Regions from separate parts of the Homo sapiens genome. Here region 1 is linked to region 2. A link is a loop called in an ENCODE intact Hi-C map of the cell type or tissue named here. Cell type or tissue: dorsolateral prefrontal cortex. All regions are shown on one strand. Each heading gives the region's core, and the rest is flanking DNA. Links, peaks and the distances in the headings are about the cores only. Region 1 has its middle 280 kb from the start of ZMIZ1-AS1. Region 2 has its middle 220 kb from the start of ZMIZ1-AS1.

What was found. Peaks named below come from ENCODE experiments on the same cell type or tissue, not always from the same donor. Only the 100,000 strongest peaks of a DNase experiment are listed, where the experiment ranks them.
Region 1: a loop joins it to region 2, with 2.2 times the contacts of the local background. A loop is called at or near these places in 1 of 110 quality-filtered maps.

What each region holds. Positions count from the first base shown.
Region 1 is chr10:78,776,998-78,788,211 of GRCh38, forward strand. No RefSeq gene overlaps it. Among named protein-coding and RNA genes, the nearest start is that of ZMIZ1-AS1, 280 kb to the right of the region's middle. RefSeq lists an enhancer at 1-870. In dorsolateral prefrontal cortex, for the core only: no CTCF peak of the experiment used is centred there; no DNase peak of the experiment used is centred there.
Region 2 is chr10:78,841,815-78,853,028 of GRCh38, forward strand. No RefSeq gene overlaps it. Among named protein-coding and RNA genes, the nearest start is that of ZMIZ1-AS1, 220 kb to the right of the region's middle. RefSeq lists an enhancer at 9,628-10,215. In dorsolateral prefrontal cortex, for the core only: no CTCF peak of the experiment used is centred there; a DNase peak (open chromatin) is centred at 5,117; H3K27ac peaks cover 1,056 bases.

The DNA.
Region 1 (11,214 bases), core at 4,468-6,967, 64 kb before region 2:
ACAGCACCCCATGGCTAAGAAGCAGTGTTAGTTTACCTTCCCTAACAATTAGCAGCCATGGCTATGGTAAAAATAAGAACCATTATGGAATACTACGTCAGGCCTTTTGCATGCATTATTTAATTACACGATTTATTTACATTATTTAATTACATTAATTAATTACATTGTTTCAGCCCTGCAAAACCCTATGAGGTAGATGCCATTCCTACCACTCCCCAGGTAAGCAGAAGACTCAGAGCTGAGGTGCCCTGGCCAAGGGGACCCTGTCCGCCCTGGACATCCCAGTATGCACGGGTGGCCTCTGCATTATTTAATCTGTGACCTGCTTTGGCATCTCACTCCTGGTCTCAGCTCCTGAGGCACATCCTGCCTGCCCTCCTCACTGCTGCGTCTCTAGTGCCTGCATCCACAAGGTAGACCCTCAGGCAACAGCTCTTGCCTGCCCCCCAGCTGGACCCTGGCATGGGTGCCCAGGCACATGGAGGGGACAAGTGGCCCCTCCCTTCCCCTCCCTGTCTGAACCCGGAGGGTGGGATTTCCGTCCTAGGACTGAGCTATTATAAGTACAAGGCCGCCTGCTCCCCTGGGCTGCACACCAAGTTCTGCTGCAAACTCCAGCATGAATGGCAGCCATTCTCTGCCCAAACTCCAGCTCACTTCAGCTGTGTAGTCTGGGAAGGAAGACCTCAGCCTTCCCCAGGCCTGTAAATACCAAAGCCACACACGCAGCAGGACTGCAGCAGCCAATAAATCTTGGCCCCAGGGTTCTCTTAAAGAGGCAGAGCTTGGGACCAACACCAGGCCAGGCCCTGCCTGGTGACAGCCAGCACTCCATCCACCTCCCCTCGTCCCAGCCCCAGGATGAGGACAGAGAAGGCAAACATGCAGCAGGCACTCTCCCCATAAGCTTGCTTCTCTTGCTTTATAAAATCTAACTTTTTCCCCCTCTGCTGCTCACCCTAGGGTTAGGCTAACAAGGAGTCCAGTGGGAATGAGCATGATACATTTTCTGGACGTCAGAGCCACTGGACTGGTGCAAGAGGCTGTGTGGGAAAGCAGCGATCCCTTGGGCTGTCCACAAGGCAAGCTAGGGGATGCCAAGGTGGACAGGCAGAGTCAGGCAAGAGAATAAGCCCAGCACGTTCCACCCCTAGCAGGCATCGTGGCCACTGGTGAGGACACTGAGACCTGCAGTGCTGAAGATGAGAGGTGGACATGGCTGACCTCCTTTCATGCCACACCAGAGAAAAATGAGGCATGCGAAGTCCAAACGGGCAGGCAGCTCACCCAGGGGGCCCAGGGCAGTGCCAGGGCTAGACCCTTGCTCTCCATAAGAGGTGTCTTTGATTGTTCTTTGGATAGGATGTGTCTTTTTATGAGGAGAAGTCTGGTATTTAATTGCATCCTCCTAGAAATGAGATGTTCCGTTTCTCCTGGAGTCCATTTCCCATGCGCTAACAAACCCCCCGGATTTGTAAGATATCCAAGCCTTTTGTCTTGGATATCTTGCCTGGACACCTCGTTCTGCATGGCGCCCCTGCAGCATGCATCCTGTGCTCCTGCTTTGGCCACAGCTGGCCCTGTGGAAGGATTGATGCTGGGGAGACATGGCTCCTGCCCTAAGGAAGTGCACAGTTTGGGTGGAAGTTGAGAACCCCTGTCCTGTCCGGCTCTGCACCCTCTGGCTACCTGAGTGGGGTGCTGGGTAGACCTTCGCTGTTACCCGGGATCAGAGGACAGAGGGACCTGATGAGCCCAAGAGAGCATGGCAGGCTTCTCTCACCAGGAGGACAGATGGGAGCTGGGTGAGAGGATGGGGTCAATCAGATTTCCAGGGTCAGAGCTGGAGGGCAGGATACTCTGGGCAGAGCAAACCCCTCATGCCAAAGCACACTGGTTAAAAGATTATGCCAGGAGAGGAAGGAGTCGGGTGCAAGGCAGCCCCATCCCTGACCACATTTCCCACCCGCAAATCCATCCAGGAATGGTGCCCCCTGTAGCGGCTCCCTTGCACTTTCCCCATTGAGTCACCGACTCTGATTTTACAGATGAACAAGCTGGGGCCACGGTGAGAAGGAAAGTACCCAAGGTTGTCTGGCTAACTGGGGTCAAACCAGTTCCAAAAAATTGCCCCCTGGGTCTTGCCTTGGTTGTGTGATTTTATTGTCCCTGTGAAGGCAACTGGTGACTGTGCGAGTAGGGATGCATTTGCCAGTGTTCAGAGGAAATGATTAACTTCTGACCTGCTGACCTTGGCTACCTGATTGCCAGAGTGTTAGGCAGCTGCTTGTCACCTGGACCAGGGAGGGCTTGAGAAAGGGTCAGAGACTTCCACCCCTGCCCAAGCAAGCTGCTTTCACCCTGCACCTGGGACCATGGACTGTCTAAACTGGGAAGCCTAATAGAGCACCTATCCCTTGCTCAAAAAGGACACCGAGTCCCAGAGAGGGACAGCAACCAGCCTGAGGTCACCCAGCTACAGGGACACATGCACAGATGCCCCCAGACAACTGGGCATACCACAAGTTCTTGAGGACAGAAGAGATGACTCATGCGCCAAGCAGCCCTGGCTGGGAGCAGGCTCTGCCCAGCCTGCACCCTGCCTGGCATGGCGAGGAGGGGCTGCAGGGCATGGGATGCTGTGATGCACTGAGCACTAACCACTCCAGATTATTAGGCTGGATTTTCATACCTGACCCTCTTCATTCCTCAACTATAGCCCTGAGAGGCAGGCATTGTCATGCCCATTTTACAGACGACAAAACTGAGGCTCAAAATTATACAGAAAGTTTATGGGTTTTAAAAATGATACAGCCAGGATTCCAGTGAGGTCCATCTGACTGAAGTTTGTATTTCCTCTCCTTCTCCCTCCCCAGGTAGTCCCTGCCCTGTCAGCTAATGTTTTAGCAAGGGTGACCCACACTCTAAGGACAGTGTGGAGCCTTCATCTGTGTCCCAAGCTGGGCCCAATGAGAGATGAGGGTGTCAGGGTCAGGAAGCCCAGTACTTGGGCAGCCAGGTGGGCTCAGAGAGGAGGGAACTCTATTTAGGTCCCAAGGATGAGTAGGATTTGGCAAGGCCCCTTGAGGACAGCACACGGGAACATATTTCCAAAAATTATCCACGCTGTGTGCTCAGAGGCTCAAGGAGAGAGTTGAGGGTTTGGTTGGGAATTATCTGGCCACCAGCTTGGGGCTGTCTCTCAGCGCTGGAGAAACCAGATCCCTCCAGTCCAAATCCCTCTTCCTCCCTCAGACATACCCCACCCCAGGGTTCTGAAATTTTGTTATAACACTTAGAGACTAGCTGGGAGGCATGTCCCAGGGGGCACAGAATGGAGCTGGGAGATTTGCCACAAGGACCAAGACCTGGCTTTGGCACCCAGAGGCTGGGCCAGCATGGGTAAGTCACTGACACCCTCAGATCTCAGTGTCCTTATTCACCAAATAGACATTGGTTCCCTTCCCGAAGCTGGGAGAAAGTGGTCCAAGCACACCGAGATGGACCACTCCACCCCTCACATCTGTGGGCATGAAAATCTCAGCTCGGCCTGCTTCGCTCAGTTGTCCCCATCTCCAGGCAGCATCTGCAGCCCACTCACTGCATCTTAACAAGGGCCCGGCACTGTGCCTCACAGGAGCCCAGGCAAGGTCTGGGGAAGGGGACTGAAGACTGCTGAGATGCAGAGCATCTGAGCACTCCATCCCGGAAGTGCCAGAGTGCTACGCAGGGTTGGGCCACCAAAGGTTTGTCCTCCAAGGAGGGTCCCCAAGACAGAAATAACTCAGGAAGCCCTGTCCTGAGTGTCCCTGGGTGCTGCTGCTTGGGCCTGCACTGCCGCATGGTGTTGGTGTCAGCCAGCGGCCTGTGAGAGCCCTGCCAGGTCATCGGGAGGTGTGTGAGGCTCTGGGCAAAGCCCTAGCTTTGAAGTCAGATGGGTGTAGGGCCCGAAGCTGGCCCTGCCAGCCACATGCAGGCAGCGAGGCATTATGCATTCCTGTTCCATGGTGAGGATAACAAGTATCTTTAGAGTTGTTGTAGGAATTAGGACCAAGAACAACTACAACAATAATAATAGCTCTCCCTTTTTGAGATCTGACCATGTGCAAGGCAGTATTCCAAACCCTGTGCATGCAGAGTTCTTCTGATCCTCCTAGCGGCCCTATGAGCCAGGTCCTGTGCTGGCAGGACCCCTGCATAGATGAGGAAACTGAGGCACGATAACAGTAAGGAGCTCATTGTGCTCACACAGCCAGCTGCTGGTGGAGCAGGGCTCCGACCCAGACCTCTCAGCGGCTGCCTGTGCTCTTATCCAATAAGGCGTGGGAAAACTCCTGCCTTGCAGTTGGTGATCAATAAATGTATCAATAACTCATCATTACTGCCCTTCCCGATGATGGAGCGCAGGCCCCCGCGAGGCCCAGGGCAGGAAGCACTGTGCTGCTGCACTCCTGGGAACCAGGTTCACATTGGCTGGGACCCCTGGAGACGACTGGGACACCACAGGCTCATTCCAGTGGCCACTGTGATGGCCCTCAGGAGGGCATGCTCTCCTCCACCCATGGCCTCTGCAACAGACACAGGCCTGAGGTTCCAGGTCTTGGGAGTTCCTGGCCGCTCTGAAGATCAGGGTCACAAGCAGGAATGGCCAGGTAGAAAAGCAGCCCAGAACTATTTTGCTCCTGAGGCTCCACCCCTCCTCTACTGGATGCTGCCAGCGGGGATTGTGCCACTGTCTAACTCTGCCTTCTGATGGTCTGTGTTCAAACATTTTATGGACAGGAAGCCATCCTGTGGAGCCTGTGGAGATGGGAATGGGGGTGGGGCCAGGGTGGGAGGTGTGCAAAGCCTTTTCTGTCCAGCCATCCCTTCCCAGGCTAGGAGAGAAAGGAAGCTTTCAGAACAAGTCAAAAGCGAACAGGGTCCAGGATGACCTTTTGGGTTCTTGTGTCAGCAGAAGGTGTCCCAGGACTTTCTCTCCTGTTCCCTTTGTCTCTGTATTTACAATGAAATGGAAGCATCTGGAAAGGAGAGAAAATGCCCTTTGATATGTGGGGTTCCCCCAGGTCCAGGAAGCTTTCGGCTGTGACAACAGACTCCATCCAAGGCCTTCCCAACCCTGGGGGTTTCTCCTAAATCCAGTGGCAAATAACTTTCCATCGTGCCCACCCACTGAACCGAAGGAGGAGGTGCACACCTCAATCACGCTTCACAGCCCCCTCGGCTAGCGCTGGCCTTTTACTGTTATCCACTGATTAATTTTCATTTAGTCATCTTATTTTCAAGCTTACATAAATGCATTTTAAAAGAACAGTTTATATCACTATCATAAAAGGAAAGCTAGTCTTTTTCTAAAACACTGAAATGACTATCTGTTATCTTGTGTGAAGTGGTTTCCAGTGTAGTCCAAATCACCCTGCTCACCACAGGGAATGCTGCTCCAGCTTGGCCCTCCCTGCCCACCCAGCCCATCCCTCTCAACGGTTTGCTGCCTCACCTTCAGGATGAGTACACCCACATCTTTAGGCCCCTCTGTCGCTTGCAGACCTGCTAATCCTGGGCCACAGCCTCCTCAAGTCCTCCACTCCACTGCTTCTCCTCGGAAATGCCTCCAGCACCAGCTGAGCTCAGCCGTGGAGGGTGCACCATTGGTTACCATGCGGGAGCCCTGTGGACAGCAAGGGCATGAGGGGAGCGGGAGGTAGTGCCTGGTCACCTGCTGCCACAGCCACATGCACAGCTTACCTCCATTCCTGGGACATAGTCAGGAGTTTGCCTTCTGCAAACTATTTCTCAAGAACCAAGTTTCACCCTTAGTTCCAACTCAAAAGTGCTCTTCCTAAAGCAACTGAAATGCCAGCTCCAGAATTATCTGTACCAACTAGATTCCTCCGTGGTGACCCTTGTCAAGTCTCATTATTTATTTCACAATAAGGGAGCAAATTCTCCTTGGTGGCTGTTTCCCCTTTACCCCTCTTTCCAATCCCCCTGTGGCTGGGGGGGTCTCCTGTCCTGCTGCATCATCTGCCATCTTTCCAATGCCACCGTGCATAGCAAGAGCACAATGTGCTGGTTGTTGTGTTCTGAATGTGCCTCCCGAAATTCAGATGTGGAAACTTAATTGCCATTGTGATGGTATTAAGAGGTGGGGCCTTTGGGAGGTGATGAAGTCATGATAGTCCTCATGAAGGGAACTGGTGCCTTTAGAAAGAGATGTGAGGGAGCTGTTCCCCTTTCCACATGTGAGAATGCAGCAATAGATGCCATCTTGGAAGCAGGGAGCAGCCCTTACCAGATGTCGCATCTATGAGCACCTTGGTCTTGGACTTCCCAGCCTCCAGAACCATGAGAAAAAATGTCTGCTGTTTATTAATTATTAATTACCCAGTCTCAGATTTTTTGTTAGAGTAGCACAAATGGACTAAAATGCTGATGAAATGCCTCAATGAATGAAGGTGCCCTCAGGTGAGCCCCCAGCCCTATGCTCTTCCCTCTCCCTGAAGGCATGCACAATTGGCCAAGTGACTGGTAATAATGACCTAACCTTAACTGAGCACCTACTGCATTCCAGGCACTGGGCTGGAGCTTTTCTCACAATTTCCCACAACAACCTGGCCAGCTGGGCTTTCAGAATGTTCCCATATTCCCCTCTACTTCCCACTGCCTCCAGGGCTCCCTCCTGGTGCAAGCCAACACCATCTCACCAGGCACAGCAACAGCCCCTTGAAGGATGTTCTTGCTCCCACTCCTGTCTCTCACCTCCTGTCTTTTCCCAACACAGAGGTCATGAGTTCCTGTTAAAATGTAAATGAGATCACATCTCTCTTTAAGATAACATGCTCTTTTGACTCCCTGTCTCACTCAGCACAAAAGCCAAGGTCCTGAGCAGGCCCCACCTGGCCTGCCCCAGCCTGCCCTGCCTCCAGCATCTCACACCTGTCTCTTCTCCTCTCCCACTGCTCTCTGCCTCACTCACTCCATCCCAGACCAGGGGCTTCCCTACTGTTCTGACACACCTGGCATATTTCCACCTGAGGACGTTGCACTTGCTGTTCTCTCTGCCTGGATCCCCAATCCCCTGGTAGACATGTCGCATGCTCCGTCACTTTCTCCTGGTCTGCCCAAATAGCACCTTCTTGGTGGATCCTTCCCTGGACATCTTACCTGAGATGACACCCCAACCCTACGTTTCATATTCCCCTACTCAGATGAAGTTTCCTTCATGGTATTTAGCATTTTCTAATATTAACTTGAATTCTAACTACTTTATTGTCCATCTTTCCCTACCATTCTTTCCTACCCCTGCCACCAACTTGCCCTTTTCTACTAAAATATTGACTTCCTGAATGTGTGGACTTTTGCCGGATTTGTTCTCTGGGGTAAACTTGAACATCGAGATTGGCTGAAGCCAGGGACTCAGGAACTATGGTGTATTTTATTATGAGCAGCCTGAGGTTCAGAGAAGTAATGGATTCTGCCCAGGTCACAAAGCTGGTAAGAGATGAAGCTGTTATAGACACCCTGGTCTATCTGTCTTCCATATCAAGCTCCCTCTAATACCCATGACAGTGGCTCTATCAACCACGGTGCTGTGTGTTTCAGTCCCTGTGCAAAGCAGGAGAAGCAGGAAAGACAGCTGCAGCCAGATTCCCCCAGGACTTGTTGGTCTCCCAGCATCACAAGTTTCCAGGACAAGAGGCCCCTTAGTGGAAGCAACTGACAAGGGCCAATAATTCAGTACCAGTGCTGGGAAAGTAAGTTTTTTTTTTTTTTTTTTGCTCGTTTTGTAAGAGAAGAAAAAAATGCCATTTGGCCTCAGAAAGATGTTCTTGCTGCCAAACACATGATTTTTGCACATGGTGAGGACGTGTGATTTTTACATATGTATTTTTTCCCTTTTAGTAAAAACAGTTTCATCCCTGGCAAGAAGGTGAAAGAAAGGGAGTATAAAAAGATTGCCATGGAAAACCATCACTTTGCCATTACAGAGACCAAAAGCCAAGAGTTTAGAATCTCCATAGATGGAAGGGAACAAAAAAAAAAGAGAGAGAAGGAGTGAGACAAAAGATCTCCAGCGTTTATGAAATAAGAACTAGATCTGGGGCTGACTCCCTTGTGTCCACTGTAGAGCACCCCATGTCTTCAAGAGTGTTTAGATGTCTCTCAACTCTGAGGTGGCAGAGGACGGGCAGCATCAGTGCAATCTTCCTACCGTGACCAGGGCAGACATTAGTAATCAATCACAGCATCCCTTCCTATTAAGCAGGGATGCAGCCTCAAGGCACTCCAGGAAACCCCTACCCATTGATTAGAGTTGGCAAGTAAGATGAAACAAGGTTGCTGTTCTGCCTTAATCAACCCTTACATTTTGCATGTGAAGTAATTGAGACACAGAGAGAAGCTGTGAGCTGGCAAAGGTTACACAGAACGTTTGCATAAATAAGTCCTTTTCCAGTTTTGCTGCTAGCTCTCAGGCCACGATTTGTTCCACTAGGCTCCCTGTCTGCCGAGTGTCTCCCAAATCTCTTCACGGATGTGAGAAGTTGTTGGGTTCCTGAACACCTAACAAGCAATGCAGAGAATTCTATCCGGAGCTTAGATTTTCTGCCTCTATGGACTTTTCCATCAGTGCCAGAGCTATGGGCCATGATCCTCTGCAGAATCACAGCAGGTCAAAATGGCCTCCCTAAAGGACACCAAAGCTCCCTCCCAGGACCATGGCCTTTCACGTGTTTATTATGGAAGTCACTCTTAAAAGGGAACAGCTAATAAACTGTGAAGGGTCAGCATTCCCACAGGAAATTGTCACCACTCTAGAGATGGTTCTTGTATATTTTTCCTCAGTTTAAGAATAAAATTTTCCATGAGATTAGCATTTCTAAAGTGTTTTCTGTGAAACACATTCTCAAGATGTCCTAGAAGATTTTTCACAAAGATAAGCAGAGCTAAAATACAAATAAAATAAAATAGAAAAGACGTGTGGCCAACGATCTTGGAACTCAGCACAGGATAGCTCTTCTGTGGAATCGTGCTGCATCTTAGAGTGTAAAAGGCCCTGAGAAGTCCTGCCTAAAGTTCTGGACTTTATAGTTTTCAGTATGCACGTGTCCACAGAAACATCTTTGCACATAGCGTTTACGAAGATTCTGCTGGATGTTCTTTCAAGAGCACTGGTTTCCATGCAGCACATTCAAGGGGGAAAGAATGCAGGAGTCCAGAGTCAGAAGAATTGAGTTTGAACCCTGGCTATGGATCTCTGACGTATTTATCTAAGGACTTTGTACTTCAGTTTCTACTGCCTAGAGTTAGTTTGGGTTTTTAAAATACGTTTATTGTTCAAGATAATATAAGTTTACTATAGATAATTCAGATAACATAAAAATGTATGCAAGAAAATTAAAATAGCTCATCATTTCATCATACGTCGATAACCATTGTTAATACTTTGATATATTCCTTCAAGTCTATTTAGTCTATTAAAAGGATCTGCAGGGACATACTTAAAAAATATTATTATAATCTGCATTGTTTTATATCCTACTGGTTTTTGCTTTTAATAATAGGGAAAAGGCCAGTCACGGTGGCTCACGCTTATAATCCCAGCACTTTGGGAGGCTGAGGCAGGTGGATCACTAGGTCAGGAGTTCAAGACCAGACTGGCCAACACAGTGAAATCCCATCTCTACTAAAAATACAAAAATTAGCTGGACGTGGTCGCGGGTGCCAGCAATCCCAGCTACTTGGGAGGCTGAGGCAGGAGAATCGCTTGAAGCCGGGAGGCGGAAGTTGCAGTGAGCCAAGATCGCGCCACTACACTCCAGCCTTGGCGACAGAGTGAGACTCCATCTCAAACAGAAAAAAAAATAGGGAAAAAAAAGTAAGTGACCAAAATATCCAACAAAGCTCCCTGAGGACATGAATTTAAGTGGTATCATGGGATTTCATTATTTGAATATTATCTGAAAGCTTTGGGGCCAGATATTTCAGAATTTAGAATTAATTAGGTTTTGAAAAGGTAAAAATCTGTTTTAAAAAAAGGATACATTAGGAAGCACCTGCAGTGGGACCTCAACAGTAGCCTAGAATCAAATACAGTATTTGGACAAGAAAATATTTGAATATTCTCACTAACTGAGATAAATGATGACTATTAAAAAGATTCCCTTCAGTTCAGTGTCAGATTTTTGCCACCAGTGAAATTGCAGCAAACCTAATGCAGATCTGTTAACTGTAATTGCATTGTGGATTCTGGAATCCTGCTTATCATGTTGTGGACTTGTACTGTGATTGCCAACCAAGCCAAACCTTCATTGTTGACTATTTGGACTGTTTCCAAATTTTTGTTATTATAATAAGTAGGGCTGCAAAGAGCATTCTTGTCCATGAAATTTTTGCACATCCGTGGTTGTTTCTTCAGGATGTATTCCTAGAAACTGGACTCCTGGGTCACAAAGAATTAATGTTTTTAAGATTTTTCGTCTATCTGCCAAAATGCTCTCCAGAAAAGCTGAGTAATTTATACTCCCAGCATTACTGCATGAAGGGGGGTTTCTCCTTCTCCATCCCAACCCCCTACTCCCAGAAACAGCAACACTGGGTATTATCAGTGTTTGATAAATGGATTCCAATTTGAAGAGCAAAAATTTTCATCTCTCTTTGAGTATTACTAGCAATATTCCACTTTTTTCATATGCTAACTGAATGATTATATTTCTTTTCTTAATGGTCTTTATATATTCCACACAAATCTTTTTATTGAGATGTTCATATTTTTCTTCTTGACTTACAAGAGCCTTTTGTGGATTAAATATATTAAAACACTTTGAATACCACATATGGGGTAATATTTTCCTAGTCATGTTATTTGACTTTTAATTTTTTATGGTGTTTTAATAGTTCCCCAAATTTTAAAAAAACTAAAATGTGGAATACATGTGGAATACAGAACACTTAGAAACGTATAAGAATGTCAAACAAAAGAGCTTGCCTGTCCACCCAGAGTAACTACACTATTTTAGTGTAGAATTTGCTAATATTTTCTGTTTCTTTCAAACAAGGGTTAGCCTGCTTTGCCTTCACTTATTCTTGTGAATAATTTTTTCATTTTAATAAATATTCTTCTATAACTCAAGTTTTATGACTTCACAGCATTCCATTGTATCCGACCATCATTTACCTAAATATTCTCTGGTTTTAGATGTTAAAGTTATT
Region 2 (11,214 bases), core at 4,092-6,591:
GCCACAGAAAGGTTGGGGAAGAGGGGCACCGAGAGACCCATTGCACTTGGCAATTAGCAGGTGACTCGGTGACCCCCATGAGAGCAATTTCGGAGAAGTACAAGAGGGAGCACATGGTTCCAGTAGGTTGAAGAGGGAATGGGAGGGAAGAGAAGAGACTGTGAGAGCAGGATCTTGTTATGCTGGACACTTGGCTATGATAGGAAGGAGAGAAAGGAAAAGTATCCAGAAGGGAGGCCGAGTGGAGGGATATTTTTCATGTTTGTTTTGTTGCTTTCAGATGAGAGACTGGGGCAGGATTACAGACAGTGGTGAAGGGTCTCTAGAAAAATTAGTAACAGTTAATGAAGAGAGGTCCCTAAGGAGGCAGGAAAAGGTGGGCTCCATGACATTGGGGGTGGCTGAGACCTCCTCTGAGCAGGAGAGGAAGGGGGCTGACACACAGCCAACAGGCAGGGAGGGAGGTGAGAAGTGGATGGAGGGTTTTTGTTTGATGGCCTCAGCTTTCTCGATGACATAGGACATGAGACCACAGGGATGAGGGGTGGGAAAATGGTGGTCTTTATTAGAGTAGGGTTGGGTAGAGTCAGGTAGGGACAGCTGGATTTGCCAAGGGCCCAGCTGACACTGAGGCCATGAGCAGATTGGGGTCCAGGTGTTCAGGCAAGATTCTGGCCATTGCTATCAGTTCACAGTAGCCTAGGGACAGCTGGGTTCATCCTGGCAGGAGAAGCCCCCACAATGGGGAGTGGAGCAGGGAGAGGAGTGGGGCTAATAGCGTGTGTTCAAGGCAGAGAGACACCTCAAGTCCACTCTCTACTGTGCAATTTTGAGCCAGTTACTTTATGCCTCCTCTGGATACCTCTGCAAAATGGAATTGCCCACTTCATAGGTAAAGCACTTAGCCTAAAGCCTGGCACTCAGAATGTTCTCTTTAAAGGTTCACTATAGCACAATCGATAGTATGGGGTAAAGGCTGGGTGCAGTGGCTTATGCCTGTAATCCCAGCACTTTGGGAGCCCGAGGCAGGAGGATCATTTGAGACCAGGAGTTCAAGACTAGCCTGGGCAACATGGCAAGACCCTGTCTCCAAAATAAAACAAAACAAAACAAAAGTATGGGGTAAAGATGTGGAGGGGACTAGGTGGAGGAGGTAACGTTCCATGGGGACTTGCTGAATCAGGCAGGAGAAAGCAATAGGAAGAATCAGCAAACTCTGCCTGAGGCCTAATCAGTGCCTGCTTTTGTAAATAAAGTTTTATCAGACACGCTCATGCCCACTGTCCATGTGATATCTATGGCTGCCTTTGTGTCAAAAGGGTAGAGTTGAGTAGTTGCAACAAAGAACGTGTGGCTTGCAAATTCTAAAGTAGTTACTGTCTGGCCCTTTAAGAAAAGGGTTGTGACCCTAGGCTAGGGGAAAGGAAGGATAGATGGAGAAAAATGAACACACAAATAGCAAGCAAAACCAGAAGTTCAGGGTGAAAAGATCTGGAAAGATGGAAGGTTGAAGTAGGAGATCATAAGAGGAGATTAAAAGTGGGAGTGGAGCCATGCAGAGAGCTGGCCATTGCTGGTGAGAAGGAGGGATGGCTATGGCAAGAGTGGGATGAAGGCTATTGGAAATAAGGAGATCTCTGATTTCCTAAGCTATCATGAGAAATTGATGGAATCACTAACTGGAATTACCCATGTGGATGTGGATAAGATCAAGAACAGAGATGTTGAGTCACAGACCATGGTGTCCAGGAAGTCACCAGAAAATACCTCCTCCAAAGCCATTTGTCCCTCCTTTGCTGTCAAAACCTGTTTTGTTCAGTGACAGCGTGACCTATCCTTAGGATTGAATCATGATTTGTCTAGGCCAAGTAAGTCATCTTGTTTGGTTTTGGCTGATATTTACTTTCCCATCCTGCCTTGCAGCTAGAAAAGGTCACATGATGCATTCTGGTCAATGAGACATCTCAGAAAGCCAGCTGGGGCTTCTGGGAAAGCTTTTGCTGTTCTGCTGAGAGAGAGGATAGTTCCAGGTGCTGCCTCTTCCACTTCCTGCCTTGAGCACAGAGCTGATGCTTGGGCCATGGCAGCCACTTTGTGACTATGAAGCAACAACTCTACGGGCTTGCAGGGCAGCATGCTGATGATGCTGGGACCGAGGGAAAGAGTTGGATCCTCAATACCATTATTTTACCACTGCCTACCTCCAGGGGAAATGAGGAAATGACTTTATTGCTAAGAACAATTTGTTCGTTTATTCAAAAGCACTTTTACCTGAAAGAGGAAAGAGACAGAGTGAAGAGATAGTAGTTGAGGGTGGGATATGTCAGCCAGTAGGGTTGGGGAGCAGTCAGTGGGTTACTGTGAGCAGAGGGTGTATGCTCTGGGAGGAGGGTGGTTAAGAACAGACAGGAGCAGGCTTTGGGTGTTGGGTTGAGTTTAGGTGCCTTTTGAAGGAAATTGGAAATGATCACTAAAATTTATTTTATATTGTAAAAATCATAACCTAGATATAATTGATACTTGCGAAACATATTTTTTGAATGTCGATATTTATTTTTCTGTATTTTCTTTAAAAGAAAAAATGGCAATGGATTTTCATTTTGTAATAGTTTTTATCTTTTTCTAATTATAAAAGTGAGATGTATTGAGACAATTTAGAAAGCACAGATAAGTAAATAGGAGAAACATTCTGGGTGTTTGATTGGAGGGCTGATATTTTGGAGAAAGAAGTAGATAGAAGTAGAATGGGTTGACAGAGACCGGGGCAGGGAACAAGAAGACCCACTCTAAGTTGCCTTCCTGGGCCTCAGTTTTCCCATCTGTAAAATGAGCAGGTGGGACTACAACTAGCGAGGTAGCCATCCAACCTGTCAGCACGGGAATGCCCAAGGTAAGCCACTCTCTATGGTGTTAATGTACAGTCCTCTCTGCAGATGCCCGGGGTTGATGATAGCCGGGCTCACACAGGGTGGCTGTAAGATCCCTCATTTTACAGGATGAGTACTGGGTGTGTAGGGGATGAAGTGATAACCATGGCCATTGTGCTGTCAGGTCTGAGAGTCAGAACCTATCTCCAGTGTTCGCTTCTACTGTTCCTAGCCGGGTCCTCTCTCCCCACTCTTGACCCTGCTCCCTTTCATTGCTCAGCAGCCTAACCCCCAAGCCCGTGAAAGGCAGTGGACCCAAATGATAGCCAGGCCACAGGGCCAGGCACCACAGGAATCAGGACCAGGGCAGAGAATAAAAAGGTCCCTCAGCAGAGAGGAGTCTCCACACACTGGCCCCAGTGGTGGTGAGTTTATTACCACCTCATTTGGCTGCGTGTGTCTGATGACTGAAATGGCTGGCTTTCCCCACCAGGGCACCGCCAGGGACCAAAGAATACAAGAACTAGCTTGGAGTTTATGTGTCTAGTGTTAAAAATCAATAGCTTCCCTCTTCGGGATGCACCCTCAGGGGCAAAATAGAACAAATTGCTTATTAGCTTCTGCCTGCACACTGGCAGATGATGAAGCAGCCAAGAAACTGGTCATACATCGTAATAAAGCACCCTTCACCTGCCATCCATCCGTAGACCAGCCAGCGCATACCTCTATCCCAGCGGCATTAACCCACACGGTGCTGGCGTCACTCACCCCTAATCACTGAGAGCAGGTCTGCAATGGTGGCTGCCTGGGGCTTTCCCAGAAGGGGAGAATTCAGAAATGCAAGCATGAGACTCCTGCCATCCTCTGAGGGTGGACAGTTGATTAAGGGCTCAGTCCAGCTGAGGGGGGTCATTGATTACTGTAAACAAGCTGCTGGAGATCGTCTACCACCATCCCCCTGCCCTGAGCACCCACTCCACACCACTCTGCTGCCCCATAAGACGATCCATTCTTATTCACAGAGCCAAAGCTCAGTCTACACTGATAGGAATTTTTATTTATTATCATAAAGCCACTAAGCAGCTGTGTGAACTTCTGCAGGTGCATTCCCCTTTCTGGTCCCTAACGTCTCCCTCCATAAAGGAAAGCTGGAGCTGGGATCTCAGGTGGAGACCATGCAGCCCAGGTGCAAGACTGTGGATACCATGAACCAGCCTCCACATTGGCCGTGGTGGGGGACGTGTCTTCAGAATCTCAACTTGACAGACATACTTCTTTTCCAAGTGTCCGAACACTTTCCATCTGGGAAGATCTCAAAGTATGTTAGGTGCAGGGTTTGAAATCCCTCCTACTGTCCAGGGAGTGGAGATTCCTTTTTCCAGTTTCCAGGACAGGAGAATGGGATTTAGAATTGGCTGGCAGGACACTCCCTCTCAGGAGTCTGAGCACGAAGGAGGTGACACAAAGACAGGGACATAGGTAGAGTTTTATCAAGGTGGCTGCAGCAGAGCTGTCCACAACCCAGAGACAGTGTGAGGACCAGAGTCTGGTGGCTGGGCCAGGGGCAGCATTTCAAGCACACTTCCTGCAGCGTGAGGTGCCTATGCTCCGGGGCTCTGGCTTGGGTCCCGTCTGTTTTCTAACCATCTAGGGGAGGCAGTGTGGCCTGAGGGTGAGGCTATAGCTTTGAAGTCTGATAGATTCAGGTATGAATTCCGTTTGTGCCACTTAAGGGAAAAGTGACCATTGGGTAAGTTACAAACCCTCATTACACACTCTTCTCTCCCCATAAAGTAGATCTGATAGTGACTGTTTTGTAAGCACTGTTGCTGGGCTCACACTGGATTGTGGGGGAAGTTTCTAGCCTGGCACCCAGCAAGGTCTCCATAAGTGGAGGCTACGTTAATGAAGAAGGAGCAGGAGGAGACTCTTTCACAAAGAGTTTCCAAGTGCCTGAACCCAGGGCAGATGCACCCGGCTGTAAAGAACCAACACAGCTATCCTGATGCACCGCAGCTGCCATCGCCCTTGGGGAGGGCCCCACCATGATGGGTGCTCCATGCCAGGAACTGACCTTCTAAGGAAGAACTGAGCCTTCTCTCCCTAATACTGCTTAAGTCAGAATCACCAAGTGTTTGATCTTATAAGAAGCTTAGAGATGCAATGGGCTGCTGCCTGCACGAGAACAGAGGCCTGAGAGGAGTCAGGCATTGTCCAGGGCCCTCGGCGAGTGAGCAGCAAGTAGGCAAGGGACCAACCCAGCTGACACTGATTCCCCCAGATGGAGCTCAGGGTTGGCTTTTGGTCCCAGGGTGTGCCAAGCTGGGGAAGCAGGCCTGCCAAGAGCCTGTTCCTCCGAGGTGTGTGCCAGCGCTGGGGCCAGATGCTCCATCCCAGGCCCTCTTCCACCAGCAACGGCATCTGGTGTTCTCCGAGGCTGGCCCAGCTGCTACCCAGCAGGAGGCTCATTTTCCAACCCAGACCCTTCTTTCTGCTGCTACCCCCACCCCTGGGATCTTCTTGGGGTCACACATTGTGGCCTTTCTTGGGTCCCCTTGGCCTCTGGCTACAGTGTCCACTCTTTCTGTCTCTGGTTCTGACTGTGATGTAATTGGGAGCTTGAAAAACCCTGATTGTTTGATAATTATAAGGCAGGGAAATTACCAGGGCTTCAAAGGTTGCTCCCAATTGCTGTATTAATTGTCCCCTCGTTATCTCTCCATATAAAAGACCACTTGATAGAGACAAAAGCCAGCTAGCTTTTATTTCACAGCAGCCTGACAAGAGGATGAGGGGCTGCTGAGGGCTCCCATTTATTTCTTCCAAGACACAAACCTTTGCTGGGACCCGACCACCAGGGCCACCACATGCCATACCCCTCACCTCGAGACAAGGACTAAGGCACAGCACCAGCCAGGCCCAACTTCCCCAGACAGCAGCCCAGCCACAACCCTGCCCATCTCCTGACTCAGAGATTCACGGAGAGACAAAGCCTGCAGATTCTCATCTGCATGTTAGACATGCTTTTCTTTGAGTGCTGGCCTACATGTACATAGGCGGGACACTGTGGGATGAGTGGCCAACATTTACTGAAGACTTTCCACATGCCAGGTACCACATGGACTGTTTTACGTGCTTCTCTTTGTAACAATAGCTGTGCATGTTATGTTTATATCCATTTTGCAGATGGGACTCAGAGGGCTTAAGTAATTTGCCCAAGGTCACCAGCCCATGAAGTGCAAGGCCAGAAGCAAACCGTGGGCACCTGCAATGAGTTCTTCATCACTCCACCCTACTACTCTCTGAGTATGTGTGCAGAGTGTGTGAATGTGAGTGCGTGAATGTGTTGGGTGTTGTGAACGCTAAAGATAAAATCTAAGCAGTAGATACAATAGAAAAGAGGACTAAGCAAAAGATCTGAAATTAGCCAGGCATGGTGGCATGCGCCTGTAATCCCAGCTACTCCAGAGGCTGAGGCAGAAGAATCGCTTAGAACCCAGGAGGCGGAGGTTGCAGTGAGCTGAGATCACACCACTGTACTCCAGTCCAGCCTGGGCGACAGAGCAAGACTGTCAAAAAAAAAAAAGACTCAAATCAGGCGATTGTTAAATTGTATCTATATGCTTGATTTGTTTATTTTTAAAGGACATGGCCATGCCTTGATTAAACCACAGAGGTAAATGAACTCATGTTTGAATGCTCAGTTGCTTTGAGCACCTACTATGTGCCAGACCCTATGTTCTCTGCTGAGAGTGGCCTGGAGAGTGTCAACTGCAGGTTTGCGACCACGGGCTCCCTGCCCAGCAGGATCTCCCACCCAGCCACAGACACAAGGAAAAACGGAGCCACCTCTTCTCCTGCCATAATCTCCCCACATTTGAAGCCTCTGTCTCTGCTGGGAAGACCTAAGAAGGCTATGTCTACAGCTGCCTTAAAGCTATTAATTTTTAAAAGCCATTCCATGAGAGAACTCAAAAGTCACCTACCTGGCCAAGATCTAGCCTTAATCGACAATTGATTATCTTTGAAACCAACAAGGCAATAAATCATTAATTCATAATTTGGCTGTTGTTCTACAACTGTGGTCATATTTATTAATGAAAGAAGAGCCATGTGTGGAATCTTCTGTGGCCAGGCCTCATGGGGCCTATCTTTGACTTCACTACAGTCTCAGGAAAGATATCCTGATCCCAGGTTACAGATGAGGAAATTGAGGCCCAAAAGGCAAACATGATTTGCCCCAGACCACACAGCTCCTAAATGGCAAAACCAGAAGAGGAGTCAGGCTCCCACCCCACGGCAGCTCTCTAACATTATAAAATGCTCCATCTTTACCAACAGCACACAGAGATTATTTGCAAAGGCAAATAATCCAAAGGCAGCAAACACCAGTGCCTAGAGCCAGGTTCAGTCCAGCCACTCAGAACCATCACCAGGTCCTCTTGCCAGCCCCTGACCAGGGCACAGCCTTGGGAAATAAAGCCGAGGGTGGCGGCTCACTAGCAGATATTCCAAACCTACAGGTGGACTGCAGTTTACAGCAAAGCCACAAGCAGCTGGTTTCCTCGAGCCTGCATCTTTTTCTCTCTCCCCAGGTCTGTTCCAAGGCAGCCTTTGAGTCTTAGCCTGTCTTGGCCAGTGGCCAAGGATAATCAGGAGGTCTCAGGAGCATCAGAACGGGAAGGAAAGTAAGGGGCGGGCATCCACGGCTTCAGTGGCAGTCGCCTTTCTAAGTTTAGGGCCAGGAAAATGGTTGCTCCTACTACTAGGCAACCTGTTGTACTTTTTCTCTGGTTTTCTGGAAACTAAAAGAGAAGAGCTACCCTCAATTGTTGGAGTTATTCTGAGTACATATTTCATGATATAGTTTTATGCTCCTATTCTCTCCTCACTCATGCTCCAGCTTAGTAGGTAGGAATTATTGTCTCCATTGTACAGATGAGGAAACTAAGGTTTAAAGAAGAGATATGACTTGACCTAGTTATATCCAGCCCCAGTCTCTGGTCAGCAAGCCCCTTCACTAGACACCATGCACAATGCCCCTTCCTCAAGGCAACCGGCATGGCCTTCTAAAATCATGGATCACACTGCCTAGGGCCCTCCACTGAATTTCCTTTCCACTTAGAACAAAGTCCAAACGTCTCAGCCTGGTCCCCAAAGCCCTCAGTGAGCTGCCTCCACCAACCTCTCCCTCTCCATCCTCTCCCACACCCTCTCCCTCCCCGTGCTTCAGCCACACCGGCACTCTTTCTGACCCATGAAACTACCAGTCTCTTCCTCAGCCCCGGCCTCTCCCTGCTGCCTCCTCCTCTCAGAATGCTCTCCCTGTAGAGATTTGCATGGCTGGCTTTTCCTCATCTTCCAAGTCTCAGCTTAAATGTCACCTCCTGAGGGAAGCTCCCTTGACCACCTCACCTAAACTGGTCCCCAGTTTAGTTGCTCCCAGTCCTATCACCCTGTTATATTTTCATCCTCACTTTGATCTCCCCTGGTCATTTCTTGTTATTTGTGTAATGTGATGTCCCCTCCACTGGAGTGTAAGCTCTATGAGGGCAGATGGGTGAGACTTGTTCATCTGTTTGCCCAGCACCTAGTGGGACATCAACAAAGTTTTGCTGAGTGAATGAATCAACAAAAGAATAACTCAGCTGGGCACAGTGGCTCATGCCTGTAATCCCAGCACTTTGGGAGGCCGAGGTGGGTGGATCACTTGAGGCCAGGAGTTCGAGACCAGCCTGGCCAACATGGTGAAAACTGTCTCTACTAAAAATACAAAAATTAGCTGGGCACCATGGCAGGCGCCTGTAATCCCAGCTACTCAGGAGGCTGAGGCAAACCCGGAAGGCAGAGATTGCAGTGAGCCTGAATCCATCTGGAACTCCACTGCGCTCCAGACTGGATGACAGAGCAAGACTCTGTCTCAAACAAACAAACAAACAAAAAAGAATAACTCACTGGGACCCAAATAACTGGGTTATGGAACTCTCCACCCTTACACCAACGTGACTCTGAGTCAGGAAATATGCACCATCTAATTACACAAGGCATATGCCAGGGTCTGCATCTCCAGGTTGGTAGCTTAGTCCACTCAGCTCTCATCCAAGCAGTGGGTGATGGAGCAGCCTGGCACATTGGCTGGGAGACCAAGAACAGCTTGCTGCATTGTGCTTGGGCATGCCTTACTTTTAGGAGGCAGCACTAGCCAGTAATACTGGTCTGGCCCTATACAGTGGACATTGGTATAGCCAGGGGTCCCTAGTACTGGGTTTGTTAGCAGCTCTAGTGAGCAACAAAGACAGCTGCATCGAAAATGCATGAAGGAACCACACCCTTAGCAACTCCCAAAAATCACCAGGGAAGGGAAGTTTGCAAGGCTCTGAAATTCCTGAGACAGCAGATGGATTCAGATCAGGCGATCAGCAGGTGCTCATGCTAGTATGAGAACCAGTGCCTGGTGACCAGGTCATTCAGGTCAGGCTTGACCCTGCGGCCCCCAGCCAGCCCTGGGGGAATACTCCCTGGACACACAATGGGTGGGGTTGCCATGAGCTGTCAATGCTGAGATGGGAGCTCTGAAGCCCAAAGCAAGCCAAGCTGAGTTGCATGAGACACAGGACTTGAGTGAGGAGCCCGGGCTGGGCCAGAGCCTGATGCCAGTTCCAGGTCCAGGGAAACAGCAAGTCAAGGTGAGAGCCAGTTCAGGAATCAGGGTCATGGACAAATCCAAATTCAGTCAGAGGAGGCCGAGGATACAAGGCCAGGTGATAGCTACCAGGCGGTTTGGGCATGTTCCCTGGTGGAGGAGGCCAGAGCTTCCTCAGAAGGCCCAGCCCCAGGGGCCATGGCCTTACCAGGCCTCCAATATGGGCATCTTGCAGGCCGATTGGGACAGCAGGCACGGGCGGAAGCCTGTTTGAACTTTCTCAGCCTTGTATCTGAGGAGGGAATTAAACTGTTCTGTTCTACTAGGGCGTTTCATTGACTTCTGGCAAAACATGATGTCCTGCTTCAAAGGGAAGGCAACACACAGGCTTAGGAGGCTCGTTGGACATCAAAGGGCTATTAGAGAACAGCATCCTGATGAGCTAATTGCAAATGCAGCCCAGGCAGATGGAGCACATTTGCCCAGGAACATATGGGCTCACACATCCAGGGAGAGGGTGCCGGGGACAAGATGTGTGCTGGGCTTTGGTGGACCCAACATGTTTGCAAAATAATTCAAGATGTTGCCTCAGCCTCAGCTCCACTGCCCTCCTCTCCCCTCCCCTTCTGCATTCCATCAAGCTGGGGGTGGAGGACAGAGAGCAGGATCCCGATGCCTCTGAAAAGGAAGAGCCCTGGAGATCAGTGACAAGGACTGGGCCCAACAGACCAGACACTCCTCCCAGAGCCACAGGCACATATGAGTGGGAGAGAGGTCCTTCCTTATCCCCAGAGGCTGCTCCAAACTGTGTGCCCTGGACCAACAGCAGGAGGGGCGGGTACCAGTGGGCACCAGGATGGGCTATCCCCAGCCTCACCCACCCATCATTCTCTGCCCTGAAACAGTTGCAGAAGCCTCCTCCAGCTCCAGGATTCCAACATGTCAGGGAACCCTGAGACCATCCAGCCTAACTTATCCATCCCAGGGAACCCTGGGTCAGACCAGTGAAGGGGGCAGGTCCCCAGACCCTCACCCACCATGATAAGCAACTCCATTTTTATCTAGTTTGTATATCAGGATTATATGTAAGGTTTTCCTTGGAAAAAAAAAAAGAGCTCTACATTGCTGATCAAATGACTTCTCCGGAACAACCACTTCATCTTACAAGTCAGGAAACAGAAGCCGAAATGAGTGTGACTGCCCAGGTGACACACAGCAAGTTAAGGGCAGAGCCAAGACTGGGGTCCAGGACCCGGTGCTCTGGCCATCACACAAGGCTCACACCACATCAGTTCATATAGCCTGACCCTCGATGCCCGGCAGGGGTCCCAGGCCACAGCCAAGACTTGGCCTCCCTGGGCCCCCCCAAACACACAGCCTTCAAGGAGTGGGGGCTTCATCAGCAGGACCCTGTGCCTTCACAATCAGGAAGGCCCCTCAATGTCAGTAGCCCCCCACCCCTCACCAGGCTCAGCTGATGAAGGACAAAGGTGGCCAGGAGGCTAGGGGGAGCTTCTGAGGAGGAAGGCGGGAAGACACGTGGGAGGAAACACCATGTGAAATTAAGACTGACTCTGCTGACCCTTCTAAAATGACAGGCTGCAAGGACAGCAGGGAGGAGGGAGGAAATTGGAGGAGTTGCATGGGCCTTGGAGGTGGCCTTGTCCTGCCTATTTATTGTACAGATGAGAAATTCAAGACTGA